Regions from separate parts of the Mus musculus genome. Here region 1 is linked to region 2. The links are chromatin contacts, found by Hi-C in ENCODE. All regions are on one chromosome and are shown on one strand. Each heading gives the region's core, a stretch centred on a gene start or an enhancer-like site at or near the end of the contact. The rest is flanking DNA. Distances are from core to core; before and after follow the strand shown. Region 1 has its middle 43 kb from the start of Gm19276. Region 2 overlaps 4930556M19Rik (RIKEN cDNA 4930556M19 gene).

Region 1 (6,927 bases), core at 3,202-5,701, 130 kb after region 2:
CAACAGCAGTCGGAGGCTCGGAGTTCTGAGGTTGCTGTGAGACACCCACGCCCACTTCTCTCCTCTTCACCCTCCAGCCATTTTTGTTCTTTATGCCTCTATGAACGTTAAGCAAAGAGAAGAACGATGTGGTCAAGGTGATATGTATGTTTCCTGGGCTACTCTGACAAAAGAAGGGAACTGTACTGTGTTAAACTGTGGGACCTGAAGTGCAAGGGCTCCCAGACAGGACTCATTCCTCCTTCCAGCTCCTAGTGATCCTTTGTAATTCACTGACATTCCCTCTCCTGAAAATGTATCGCCCTGTTTCTTGCCTGCATTTCCACATCGCAGTCTCCCTCTGTGCGTCTGCCTCTGTGTCCAACTTTCTGACTTGCATAAAGGTTCAGCCACGCACATGTACTTAATCAAGATCTGCACTAATGACTTCATCTTAACTTAATAATCTACAACAACCTATATCCAGCTGAGGTCACATTCTGAAGTATGGGGGTGGGGGAGGGGAGGATTTCAGAATGATGTCATCCAACCCATAACACTCTCCTGGCTTCTCTGAAAGCTCTTCGGGCTGAGGTGGGGAGAGGGAGCTGCAGACCGAGAGGGAACGCACACCAGAACCGCACAGCATCTGCTTCTTCACAGTAACTAAATAGATTGCTAGGTTGAGTCTTTGGTTTTATTTTATATGTGTGGGGTTTTGTCAGCAGGTCTGTGCAGTAGATACATTCAGTGCTTGCAGAGGCCAGAAGGGGGCAGACAGGATCCATAAAGAAACTGTCAGGTAAAGAGTCTTTTCTCATGTACTTGTTTGGAAGGATCTAGTCCAGATGACCTGATGTCCCCAAGGTGTGAGACCAAAGACTGGGATTGGGAGACATTGCTGGTAGTGGAGGGTGCTGGGTCAGACCCTCAAACTCTGCCAGCTGGCTAGCTGTTTACTTCACCTGCAGTGATAGACGGCTCTCAGTCTCAGACTGCCTTGCATCAGTTCTTCCCCAGTCTAGAGACAAGAGGTGCCTTGTGGGAAGCAAGGCCATGACCCAAGCTCGACCTCACACGCGGTTTCTTTCTCGTTGCCCAATTCTCTCGCCCCCGGACAGTTTCGTACTCAGAGGAACAACAGCTCCAGTCTGGGCAGGGTAGTGAGCTCACTGCCTGCTATCACCACCACCTTCTTTGTACAACAACCAGGCCAGCTAACGGTCAAGAAATGGTCCTGTCAATCACCACGAGAGCTCTTTACTGCTTTCAGTGTCCAGGGAGAATACTGGAGGCTCTCCCTCCCACAGCCAGCCCAGTCCAAGTTTCTGCATTAGTCCCTCCTTGTTTATTACCTGCCAGGCTTACTTAGAGCAGCAACGTGATCAGAATGGTCTGGCACATGTATTTATAAAACATAAGTGGTCACAGGAAAGCTGCGTTTAATAAGTAAAGCGAACCAATCAGAAGGGGACAGCGAAGGCTCTCCATTTTACCATATCCAACAACTAAAAGCACAGTAAGAAAGTTCAGTTAAATTCGAACATCAGAGAAATGATAACTAATCCTTTAGTATAAGTGAATCCTGGGCAATGTTTGAGATGCACTCACACTAAACATTATTTATTCTGTCTCTTTATCGGCAACACCAACTTAACCGTACTGTACTGTGGTTTCTCCCGCCTGCGGCGGTTCACGGTCAAGATCTCCAACGCCTTGACTCTTGACTGCTGGGGAGGAAATCTGGGACGTCTCCAATCCTGACGTCAGCAGCCCTTCATTGTGGTAGCTTTCGTCACAAGTGCTGCTCCAGGGCCCCCAGGAGCTGCCTGGAAGGCTCACAATGCCTGCGCCTGGGAAGTCCCGGAAACAGGATGTGCATGGGATTAAGTGTTTGCAGATAATCCTGATTGATTCCTCGGGCTCTGATAGGATTTGTCCAGGATTCCCTGCTCTGTTAATGAGAAGTGAATGTTTAGGTGACATCAATCATGTTAGTGTCCATTAGGTGGAAAATTAGTTAAGGGTCATTTCAGTTACCAGTTCTAAGACACTCTCTCTCTCTCTCTCTCTCTCTCTCTCTCTCTCTCTCTCACACACACACACACACACACACACACACACACACACACACACACAATGCTTTCCTATTATCATCCCCAAATCACGCACTCTGGTTCTCTATGGCTATAAAAACAATACTTGAGTATTGTTGGAAACTTGGGAAGCATACAAGAAAATGAAGAGAAATAAGCAAATGAAGCGTTTCTAATACTGAAAAGTTACTGTCAACATATAGATACATGATCTTTCACTCCGTGTCTTTCAAAATATATATAAATATATATTGTTAGTTTTAAATTTTTAAATTTAAATATATATGTACGTATATACATATATAGGTGATTTGAATATTACCCAAGTTTAATATACATGCGACAATCTAGACATCATGAGTATACATGACTAAATCATACATGATTAAAGTGTATGGGAATATATATAAGTGATATATATATATTCCCATACACTTTAATCATGTAAAGTGATAAGCCAACTGTATACATGATACAAGTTCAAAGAGTTTGAAATGGACGATTCATTACTTATATTAACTGGGACTTAAGACTAGGCAGAGAAAGAGGATAAAATATCAAAACAAGTTCCTGATAAAGAAGAAAGAACATTGGAGTGAAGGCCACAGAGAAAGGTGAATGCTATGTCATCAAGGTGCTAACTGCCCTCTGACTCAACGGTTCCTAGGCAAAGTGAATGTTTGGTGGATAGTGAGGATCCAGTTAAGAAGACCAGTTCCTAATGCCTTCCCATGGAAATATTGACATATACAAGAAAGCAGCCACTCCACAAGCAAGTGGCTTCCAGGATGATGTCACTTCAGTGGTACTTGGGAGTCAGCCGTAGCAAGTCTGTAATCAATATGCTTATAAATTATTAATGCTTATATGTAAGCTCTTTCTTTGGAGAGTTTCTTGTTTGAGGATGCTGGGGCCGAGTTACTCATTTCAGGATGCTGTAATATGAAATTGGGAGCCTTTCACCATTATATGGCAGCTAAAATGGTTTCTGCAGCCAGTTGCTAAGCATTGAAACTTGGGACAGCCATCTGGACGGGTTGTGGCCAGTGTCACAGGCATCTGTGGAGAGATGTCCTCCAGGAGTCTTCAGGCTAAGGGTGAGCTAGAACACACACACACACACACACACACACACACACACACACACACACACACACAAAAAGAGAGAGAGAGAGAGAGAGAGAGAGAGAGAGAATCTGCTATGGACCAAAAAAGCTTCCCTACTTTCCCAAAATGCACCTCCAAACACTCAGATCTCCAAATAAACAGCTGCAGCTTCGTACGCTTCGTAGTTCCCTCCCCAGGAGGACAGCAGATTCTGTGGGACATTACATGTGAGACCCTGGGGACTAAAGACTAAAGATGAGCTCACTCAAAGAGCTGGAATCACCAAACGGACTCTCTGGCTCTTCTCTCACTATCTGTTCTTTCTTCATAGACACACACCTCTCAAGACATATGACTAGGAAAATACACGATTATTTGATAGTTTTCACGGTGTGATGTGTATGAGGTTACCTTAGGAATTCTTCCTAGAAAGTTATATAAATATTTCTTATATTTCTTGCTGAACAGAAACACTCAGCCTCACGGGGATATTAAACAAAATGAGAAATGCCAGCGCAGGAAGAGATGTGGAAATTTAGGATTATCTAGACCACCGTGGTCTAGCCTGGCTTGTTCAATGGTCATCTCGCAAAGAAAAAAAGTGTTACCAAACATGATATTTCTGCAGCCCCCCTCTTACCTCTACCCCTGTGCCCACCCCATTTCCACCCCACCTCACTTCTATTCCTCTCTCTCTCTCTCTCTCTCCAAAGCCCAACTAGCCAATTGTTCAGACACAATACCTTATCGTCTCATCTTTTTGGTAAGAAGTACCTGTCTAGAATGAAATTTCCAACACAGAAGTCATGTCAAGTTCCTAAGAAGTTAAATAAATAAATAGATAAGTAAATAAGTAAGTACGAGGTTAAAGTGTAAAGTCTTAAACAATTGGGGGAAACAATCAGTCAGACAGTTACAACACCCATTGTTTTGGGCCGCCATTTTGAACAATTATAATGAACATTGATAAATTGCATTTAATATTAAAATGCATGCAAGTTCAATATAGAAACTGGAATCTTTCTTGGTGGGTGGACGGAGCACGCCGTAAAGGCCAACTAATCGGCTGCCAGACTGTCAGCTGTTCTACATCGCCACCTAGTGGTGTAGACTGTTGAGGATTTATTTTTATTTTTATTTTTAACTTTTAATTTTACTTTTTACTTATTCACTTTACATTCAGCTCACTGCCCTTCTCTCGGTCACCCCCCCCCCCCCAATCCTTCCCCCATACCCTCTCCTCTCTTTCTCTGAGCGGGTGGGGTCCCCCTGAGTATCCACCCAACTCTGGCACTTGAAGTCTCTGCGAGGCTAGTGAGGCTAGGCTCTTCCTCTCCCACTGAGACCAGACAAGGAACTTGACAATCCACCGTGGCCAATGATTAGAAAAACAGCACCGTTCTTGGCTGTTGCTGACCTCAATTCGGATTCTTTCCTCTCTTTGATTTTGTTTTATTGTTTCTCATCTTACATTTTTAACAAATTCAAAAAACATTCATAGGCTTTCTCTAATATCAAACATCTCCCTTTACTTCTATCACTGGTCAAAAAAGCCCCAGACATCTTATTACCCATTCTCTTCCTCCTTTTACCGTGGATAGGATGAGTTCCTGCCGCCTCTTTCTTTCATGCACCCACATTCCCCTTTCTCTTCCTCTATTTCATGTCAAGGGAAATGCTGTGATCTGAATGGTCACTCTAAAACTTCACACTGAGTTTTAATAGCCTTTCTATCATGGTATAAGAACACTGCACTCCTAAGTGGACTAAGGTCATTCTCACAGATTCGGATAGTTACAGGAGCAGGGCCCTTCTTGTTTTATAACGTACTCAGTCTCAGGTATTCTGTTATAAACCACAGTAAATGGAAGTACAACAGCAAACGGGTCCCAAGGGTCTGGCTGCTGCGGTAACAAATGCCTCAAGTGTGCTAAACGCATTTTGGAACAGGGACGGGCCAGGAAAAGCAGGCTTTTGTGGCGGCACACCCTACCCAACGCCAGCACTCATACCATGATAGCAACACAGCATTTCTGACTCTGGCAGTGTGCTCCTCTTTAATTTGACTTACGATACGGCACTGGGATGGACATGGGTGTGTGTTTTCTTCCAAGCTTATTTTTCCTAAGGTTCTGTGTTATAAACCAATCTACCATATTCAAAGCATGATTGCTGAACCTAAATCACCGTTATTATTTGCCGTTCAGCAATCTCAAATTTAAATTCAACGGAACTGACATTCCCTGAGCAGGGTGAGAGATAAAAGAGATGAGTAAGACCGGACTTCCTCCTTCCTAGAAGCTGCTGGGCTTCTCTGGGGCACAGGGGCAGAGCCAAAAACCCTCTCCTTGGCGCTGAGCTGCAGGACTGTGCCTGTGGGACATACAGAAAAGGAAAATCACAATCAACTGAGCCTTGGTGACTTTCCATCTTCAGGAACCTTAGAAGGGTGTAGCTCATGGTGTCCAGCAAGCCTGTGACTGCTCATGCTAACACACTTTTATGTTTTGTAAATAATATTGTATTTAGTCTGGATGTGTGAAAACAGGGAGCTCCCAGTGACTGTCGTTTGTTCTGTTTCTATAAAAATATTTCATTTTTAATTTCTGTTACTTTATGCATGTGATTTGTCTTTTATTAATCACTCATCTTTTTTCTCCTTCTTATTGGTTAGATTAAAATATTTCCTTCTTATTGACACACACGGATATCAGATCCTGTTGTTTTATACTAGAACAAGTATTGCCTCAGAATTCTTAACCTTTAGTTTTGATTTTTGTGTATAGAAAGTTTACCTTTTATATAGTTATAGGATGTGGCCTGCATGAGTTTTCCCAATGTTAGTTTACAGCCAGCTATTTACAAAGAGTTTACTTTTGTGTGTGTCTCAATTTTTGTAATATGTGCCTTTAATCTACTTCTAATTTATTAATATGTTATGTCCTTTGAGTGGTTTTGAAAGCAGAGGATAATAGAAACTCAGGAGGTAAAAATCAATGGAAGTTGAAAATGTCTGACAAAGTCTTAATGAACTACAAGGAGGAGTTAACACTACACTTGTGAGACCAGGTTTTCATAGCATGAACTTATGTCAGAAGCTCTGGGAAAAGGTGTATATACACACATACACACATATACACACATACATACATATATATGTATATATATATCAATGAAAATAAAAATAATAATGATGAAAATAAAAAACAGTAGCCTAGAACATGTATTGAGAGCCATGTTTTATGGCACTCATCAGTAAGCAACATTTTTTTCAAGATTTTATGTGTGTGTGTGTGTGTGTGTGTGTGTGCGCGCGCGCGCACACACGCGCACACGCGCACGTACATTATCTGCATGTATACCTACATGCCAGAAGAGGGCATCAGATCCCACTGTTGATGGTTGTGAGCCACCACGTGGTTGCTGGGAATTGAACTCAGGACTCCTGGAAGAGCAGCCACTGCTCTTAACCTGAACCATTTCTCCAGCCCCCAGTAAGCCTCATTTACACCTGTCTCCTAAATTGAGGAATAATGAACCTAGGGCTTGCAAGAGCAAAACAAATTATCTATGTTCAAGCAGCAGAAAAGTTGTCCTTGACCCGGAGAATCCCTGCTGTAATCTCTGTGGCACATAGTGTGCCATCTGATGAAGAGGAAGTCTATGACCGAAGTAGACACAACTTATGCTCAGGAGCTAGAAAAGTTGCCAGGAGAGATGTTCTCTGAGCAGTTGGTAGCACTCA
Region 2 (7,668 bases), core at 1,767-4,266:
CGGGACTCTCATATCTGAGAACACTAGGTGTTATCTCTAATCCTGACCCGACCTGGTGCCTGTCCTGGAACACGTGACCACGATATCCCACTTGAAGATCGTGACCACTCGTCATGTAGCGCAGAATACAGAGTTCTGAGGTATCTAGATGGGCCTGCTCTGAGAGTTTAGCCAATAAGCTTCCCTTTCCAGACATGTCTTCTTGCAGAAGGTATTTAATCTCTGGTTCACCCTGAGTACCTCATATGAATTCATTTTTCACCATTAATAAATAATTTGGACAAGCCAGGACTATCGCTCTCATCAAGAACCACTGTGGGAGAAGCCTTCGTCATACAGAGATGCTCTGGGCCGCTTAAGTCTCCTGCAGAAGAGCCCTCCGTGCTCCAGGACACTCATCCCTGAGCTGAGTGAGAGAGTCCCCCAGCCCCCAGCCCCAGGTTTATGGGAACCCCTGCCTCTTTGGCCTCAGCTTGGGCTGTTTCTCCCCTAGGCTGGGGCTCTCATCTAAGCCTGTGTTCTCCCACCCCTGAGTAGTATATCTGTATTTCTGTGAGCCTGACACACGATGTCAGAGAAGGATAAAATGCACACACCCGGCCCCCAGCGGCAGGCAAGAAATGAAACCACACAAAATCTCTCTTTATTTTAATTCATCCTTCTAGATTCAGACAGGTCAGCCTCCAACACCCCAGCTCTTCCGCAACCTTCTGAGTGCTAAGATCACAGGCCGGCCTGACCCTGCCTGGTTTTATTCTCTGTTGTCTCACACCATACTTTTTCTTTTATTTAGTATCTTGAGATGATCTCATGCCACTGTGTGTCAGGTTACCATCTCATGCAAAATCCATCACACAATTATAATCAAATTTATAGTAGATGAACTAACCTTTGTAGCTTGATATTTACATTGATTCTCATCTGTAGCTTCCCCAAAACAGTACTATGATAAATAGGCTTTTTTTTTTTATCATATATTTTTCCTTTAATCTTTCCTTGATTACTGGTTTAGAAAGATTTTCCAGAAGTGAGTTTTTTTTTAAAAAAAAAAAAAACTTTTAATTTTTAAAAGACAGGGTCATGAGTACCACAACAGACCTTGATCTTGAATTTCCCATCCCCCTGCCTCTTCCTCTCAAGGGTGGAGATTACAGTTTGTACCAACGCTCTTGGTGTATGTGGTGTTAGGCATTAGACCAGGGCTTCATTTACACTAGCCAAACACTCTGCTGACAGAGCTATGTCCGAAGCCACAGAAGTAAGTTTTCTGAGTTAAGGATCTGAACAAATTGAGAGATGCTTGTCCAGGCATCTCCCAGAGTGGTTGTTTCAACTTTCATCCCCATCAACTGGGTTTCTGGGGTTCGGTTGCATTCTTAGAGTCATATTCAGACTGAGCTTGTAGGTGGGTGAGAAGTCGCAATTCATTCCTACCTAAAGGTAGCATTGAGCTGAAAGGTCACTAGGATGCAGCTATAAATGAAGTTTCTCTCTCCTGATTTGGAGTCTAGGCAACCACTGTGAGGGTCAAAATTACCCTAAAGAGATCACCACCAAGAGGTTGTTCAAACATTTTATTTGCCTGTAATTGCATCTCCTGGTTACATAGAACAGCAAGTCCACATGGTGCTGAATCAGGATTTATAAAAATTATGCTAAAACCACATCCTGCAATTTGAAAAGGCAAAGCAAGACCTCTTTATTCAATGAGTTATAATTATTGGCTTGTATGTGTTCTCTACCGAGTCAGCTTGCAAGTCCCTTGAGACTTTGCATTCTTGTCACATAGACAAGCAGAGGCAGAGTTCCATGTGTGACTTCAAGAGAGAGCGCTTAACCTTCAACTTCATCAATATAGAAAAATCTCAGCTCAAATCTCTTCCATCTTCAAACCCTGAGCCTCAGAATCCTCAAGTCTGTGTGCTGTCAGACCTCTCTTGGGGGAATCCATTTGTAATCCTCCATAGAGCAGGCGGGTGGGCATCTGTGCTTTGGCACAAAGATCATAACCTCCAGAAGTACAGCTGGAATTTAGAGTCCCTGTCCACCAAAGGAGCTTACACATTTGTGTTTGCAGTCAGCAAAGAAGTGTATTGGTTGATGGGAGTATTATACATTCAGAGCAATATCAAAAGCCTGATGAATTGTTGCAGATCACAGACAGGCTTCCTTGTAAGTGGATGTGAGACCTACTGGCATCCTTTGCTGATAGATTTCCCCTGGGGGTTGTAGGTGATGTTCCAGGAACACATTCTATTGTTAAGGAGAGCCATTGTTTACTGGTGGGCAGGCAGTCCTGTTTCATGAATAGTGTTTGGGTCTGTGGTTTGTTTATTTTCCTACAAAAAAATGCAATGGATTATACAATCTCTTCAGTGGGCAGTCTTAGAATTCCCATGGTACAATAGCTCATTCTTCTAAAACTGCCTTAAAGATGGATGGGCCATCTATCACGCATAATAGCACACGCCATCCTTGTGTTCCTGCCCCTCCCCTCCTTTCCCTTTCTCCTCCACAGACCCCTGTTTTCTTTTTCAGCGCCTCATCTATAATCTTTGCTGTACCAGCTTGCTCACATTTTTTGATTATTGTTTCTTTTGTAACAATTCCAACACATTTCCTTCCCCATTTGTGATTTTTTAATTTTTGGTTAGCCTTTCCTTTCCTTTATTTTATTTTATTTTATTTTTTTCTATCCAAGTTGTATTTACTTTCATTTTCTTCCCAATAGCAGATTTCTCTCCATGCCTGTCACATTTAATTGAGGTTGGATGCATGATCAAGGTGGGGAAAAAAAGGCCTTTTCTTCTCATTATTAAAAAGGGAACTACTTTCAATCTGGTCTAATAGCTTAGCCCAGAACACTGCCTATCTTGCTGGGATCCCCAGCCTTTTCTTTTAAAAGCAGCTTTTAACGAGCAGCTTTATGTTCTGTCTGGAGTCCATGCAGGACACGGAGGCTTTGGGACAGAGCATCTTTATCACTGGCCTCGCCTCCCTCCCCCACTGTTTCTGTTGCTTACAGATGTTGTGTGCTGAAATCCATGCTCTTGTTCAAGGGGAAACGGATAGGCCAAAGCTTGCTAATCAAAGCCCCAAAGATATTACATATTATCCAACACTGACGCCAAGAGCCTCTCTTACACGTGGGCTACAAAGAATTTGAGAAAACCATCTAGTACAGTGAGTGGTTATCTGATGTGGCTTGCTCAGGACCAGTTTACTCTGCTCATATGTCTTTAGCACGGTGCGCTTTATTCGGTTGGCTCCTGCGTGTGCATGGGTGTCAGGCAGTATGTGTTGCTGGAGACTTTGCTGGAGCCCACTCCTGGGTGAGTGTGGGAGGGGAAAATATAAATTCTAAAATGTGGAGTATCTCATGCTCTCAATGAGTCATTTCCTCATTTCTCATTAATTTGGCTTAGATCCAACCCTAGGGGAAAAAAAACCCCACTATTTTAATGCATTTGTTCGCATCTGAGAAGTCTCACTTAAGACTTAATAAATACGACCTGCCAATTTAAAGAAGAGAAAAAAATATCTTGCCACAATCTGTTAAATTAGGCTAAGGGTGTGTTTCTAATTTTGAAACCATCTTTGCTTTCTAAAGCATTTGTATATAACTTAGAAATATTCGGAGGTGTATACTGCTGCTTAGATATAAAATGGGATATGCTATTATTGTTCCATCTACTGTGGCTTCTTTACATGTATATTTTTTCACAGCAGTTGATATTTTGTGACAGGATGGCTTGAAGCTCAGCAACCTGCAAATGCTATGTGATAACACGGGACTCACCTCTCCACTCCACTGTAAAAGTTGAAAAGGCTGTAAATCAAGTGTGTGACTGACTCAGGATTGCCCAGTACAGCCCTTTTGAAATTATCCAGTGATGTAGAAATTAGAAGTAGAATGCCCCATGAAATCATCAGACTGAGCTATTCTAGGCTCAGATAAAAAAGTCTTTTCGGGGTATGTTTTTCCAACAGGTTTTGTAATTATCAGGCATAGACTGGGTATGGTTGATAATTTATCAAATTTCTTTTTTACCAAGATGTAAAACCGCAGACCATGTCACCAAGAAGCCCAGGCCTGTCTTGAGATGAAATAGCATTCGGTGTGGAGGCTAGTTCATAAATCAGAAAGGTTAAGGATGACATTGTGTGTGTCACTTTATCTCTCTCTTGTGAGGTAGCAAGAGTTCAGAGAGAGAGACAGTCTAGACATGACAGCAGGAAAGATGTCACTCATTTGATTGATATTGTTGTCTACCTGCCAATGTCTTGAAAGATTAGAAGGAGGCAGGGAAGAGCCCCAGGCTAGGTGGGTTGGACAAAGTAGGCAGGTACACTGCATTAAGTAAACATACGTCCAGAAATAAAGTCCGATTGTGACCTTTCAATCCAAGCAAAGCTGACCATTAAAACTCAGCGTTTGTGTCACTGATCCCTGATTCCTTGACATTCTGTTACCTCTGTCGATATCATTTCATCCACACGAAATAGCAGATCTTTCTTTTAAAACTCAGTTTTGCTCTCCTCATCTTCGGAAACTGATCACAGAGATAAAGTCCAGAACTCACCCACCACCTGCTATATGCTTCTATTCTTTTCTTTATTCAAGGCACTGCCGTGTACAAGCTGAGTTAACTTCTCTGTGTCCTTCAGCTGATGAACCGAAGCTCCTCGATGAAGCTTGCCTTGGTTTATATTTGTTTTTTACTGTGCCTAACACAGAACCGAGAATGTTATAAGATCATTGCAATTGTAGAAAGTGAATGGATGAATGAGTGAATGAATGAGCGAATGAATGAACGAGTGAATAAATGAATGAGCTAATGAGTGAGTGAATGAATGAGTGAATGAGTGAATGAACGAATGAGTAAATGAATGAGTGAGTGAGTGAGTGAATGAATGAGTTAGTGAGTGAATGAATGAACAAGAGAACAAATGGAGGCACATTTTTAGCATAATGAATCAGAAATAGTACCTCCAGAGATGCTGCTTCGTGTATATGGTAATGCAGAGTAGATTAAATGTTGTCTAAGAAAGTGCCATAAATCAAATAGTTTTCTTGGCTTTTAAGTGACCGTGAAGAAAGAACATTAGAAGTCATCTATTCAAAATCCCACATCAAGTGAGAAACTCTTTCTAGGGCTTTATTGACAAACGAGGGGCTGGCTTGCATCTGAATCTCCAAGAGCCAGAGGAAGCATCTACTCCACAGGGAGTCTCTTGTATCCCTCCCAGTACTGACATAAATATACTTGACCTTTATCAAGTGTCTGGGATTCACTCTGTACTCCAAAGTCTGTGTATTTATACTTTTTCACCCCCCTGTTGTATAACCTCTCATTCCAGACAGGGCACCAAAGACAGACCACAGGAATGATTCCACCCACACTTAGCTTAGCGAGCCAACGGGCTTACTAGAGTTATTTATAGGAGTAAGGGGCTACTGACAGAGGTATGATTGACTCAAAGGCAGCCGGGTCACTGGAAAGCCCACCTCAGCATGTGTGAGGAATCATGAAGAAAATATCCTTGGAGCTTCCTACCTAACTTTTAGGCAGCTCAGAGTGCCAGTCTCCTCTCTCTACAGTTGGTACCAGTTACATCTCTTTGGGGAGGGGCCATTTGAATCGTGTCAGCCTCATGAGTTTCCTGAGCCTTTTAGTTCCACTTACTTCAGCCCCTTCTAAACCTCCCTCTTTCCTCCAGGAGAGAATGGTTCCACTCAGAGGAAATAGCTACACAATTCTTACAAAGCTCTGTGAGATTGGGTGTTCCTATTATTATTTTGCAAATGAAGAAACAGGGGTGTAGAACAAATGATTTGACAAATGCTAGAGCCAGTTCTCCAAGCCAGGTATGTCTTGTTCAAGCTATATGCTAGCCACCAAAGCTCCACTGTATCATTTGGATTTCTAAGCCCTAGTCTCCTTACTGTGAAGTGAGGGGGTGTGATGGATTGTAGGACTTCAAAAGTCTTCCTGCTCTGGGAGAATCTAAATTCAGCAGTGTAGGCTGGTGTTCGGGGTAAGTTTTTCTCCCTTGCCAGTTGAGATGCTCTAAGCAGGAGTTCTGCCTTTAAATCTGTGTGAGAGAAAACTGGCTCAGCATTAGAGACCTGGAATAACAGATGCCAAAAGAAAACCGTATTTGAGTCAACAGTAACTTTCTAGCAAATTCAACATAGTGCCTTGAATATTTTAGGAGTCTCATAATTGTTAGGCCCAAAGAACAGGTTTAGAACTTGGGAAACATATAACCAAGAGGAATTTAAAGTCTTTTTCTGTATCTGGTTTGGAGTTAAAGCTGATTTTTTTTTATTAGCTCATATTTGTTGTACAAAGCAATGGGATATGTATTTAGCCTTTGAATTTGAGAGTTGCCTGGTAAGTTCTTTGTTATGCCCTCTACACTCACATGTTGAAATTCTAATCTGGTATCTTAAAAAGATGGCAGTATTTGGAGACAGTCCCTATAAAGAGATCATTAAGATAAAAGTCATCGTTTGATTCACATGAATGAGTTCTGTTTGCCTTTGACTCTTCTAATGAGAAGAGAAGAAAAGGTTAGTGTGCACACGCGCACACAAACACACAGAGCGAGAGAGTGAAAGAGTGAGCAAGAGAGAGAGAAGAGAGAGAGAGAGATTTTTCACAGGCATATACAGTAAGAGTCATGTCTCTTAAGAAACTAAGCCTACTGAAATTGTCAGACTACAGAGCTGGGAGATAAATTCCTGTTGTTTAGCCTATCCAGTCCTTCCTGTTGTTTAGCCTATCGAGTCCTAGCATGGTGATTCACTTCCTTACCTAAAGCTTTGTGATGTAGAAGGCAGTGTACTTGGCTTCACTGTGGTTTTCTGTGCCTTTTGTTTTGAACAAGGTCTCACTTGGTATCCTGGGCTATATGAACTTTTTTTGATCCTCCTGCTGTTTGAGTATTTCAGGCCTGGGTCATCGTTCTAACAGAACTGTTCACAACACACAAAGGTGTTGAAGTAATATTATTTCATTCTAAGTGAAAGCAAGCCTGAGGATACCAAATATGGAAGGCCAGCATTGCGCAGAGGACATAAACATGGGAAGAAGGCCATCTCAGAAACAGGATGAAGGAGGAGATGTTGGAAGACTGATAGAATTTTCATTTTGTTCCCAAGCCAGGGAGAGACTTTGGTTTCTGGTCTTCTAACCCTCACATAGTTGAAACTGAGGAAGGAGTCTTCTGAGGATATGGTTTGTGGTCAAGGAGCAATGAAGCTGACTGCCCAGTGCGATGGATTTAGACCAACAACCATGACCTCAGCTACCCAATCAACCTTATTAACAACAGATGAGCAGATAGATTTTGCCTAGCTTCAGGGACTGAGGATTTACAATGCCCGATGTAATAGTTAAAGTAGGACAGCAGGAGACCTACCTATAGTATGGGTTTCCTGCTATTAGTTTAGGTTATCCTAGCTCCAACTTCAAAGCAGGGAGTTGGGCAGCCACTGAGCAAAGAGGGCTAGAATAGCAAAATACAAATAGCACATAATACCAAACATCTTAGGCTTGGTTCTGAACTCTGAGTTAAGAAATGTTTCTATGGTGATTAAGAGTGATTTTTCCTGAGCCATATTTTATTTTATTGAAGTAATCAGTGGTCAGGTTAACCATG

The links. Hi-C counts contacts between places; a loop is a spot of excess contacts on that map.
Region 1: a map of left cerebral cortex shows a loop between it and region 2 (2.2-fold over the local background). The contact joins two enhancer-like sites. A Hi-C loop is called at or near these places in 3 of 37 maps with a recorded cell type or tissue (CH12.LX, left cerebral cortex and regulatory T cell).

Annotation. Positions count from the first base shown.
Region 1 is chr15:10,868,284-10,875,210 of GRCm38, forward strand. No RefSeq gene overlaps it. Among named protein-coding and RNA genes, the nearest start is that of Gm19276, 43 kb to the left of the region's middle. Within about 2 kb of position 4,452, at least 1 of the 3 ENCODE cell types and tissues checked has a DNase peak (open chromatin) inside an H3K27ac peak, as active enhancers do.
Region 2 is chr15:10,744,515-10,752,182 of GRCm38, forward strand. The region is part of intron 2 of 4930556M19Rik (RIKEN cDNA 4930556M19 gene); the gene reads left to right. Among named protein-coding and RNA genes, the nearest start is that of 4930556M19Rik, 34 kb to the left of the region's middle. Within about 2 kb of position 3,017, at least 1 of the 3 ENCODE cell types and tissues checked has a DNase peak (open chromatin) inside an H3K27ac peak, as active enhancers do.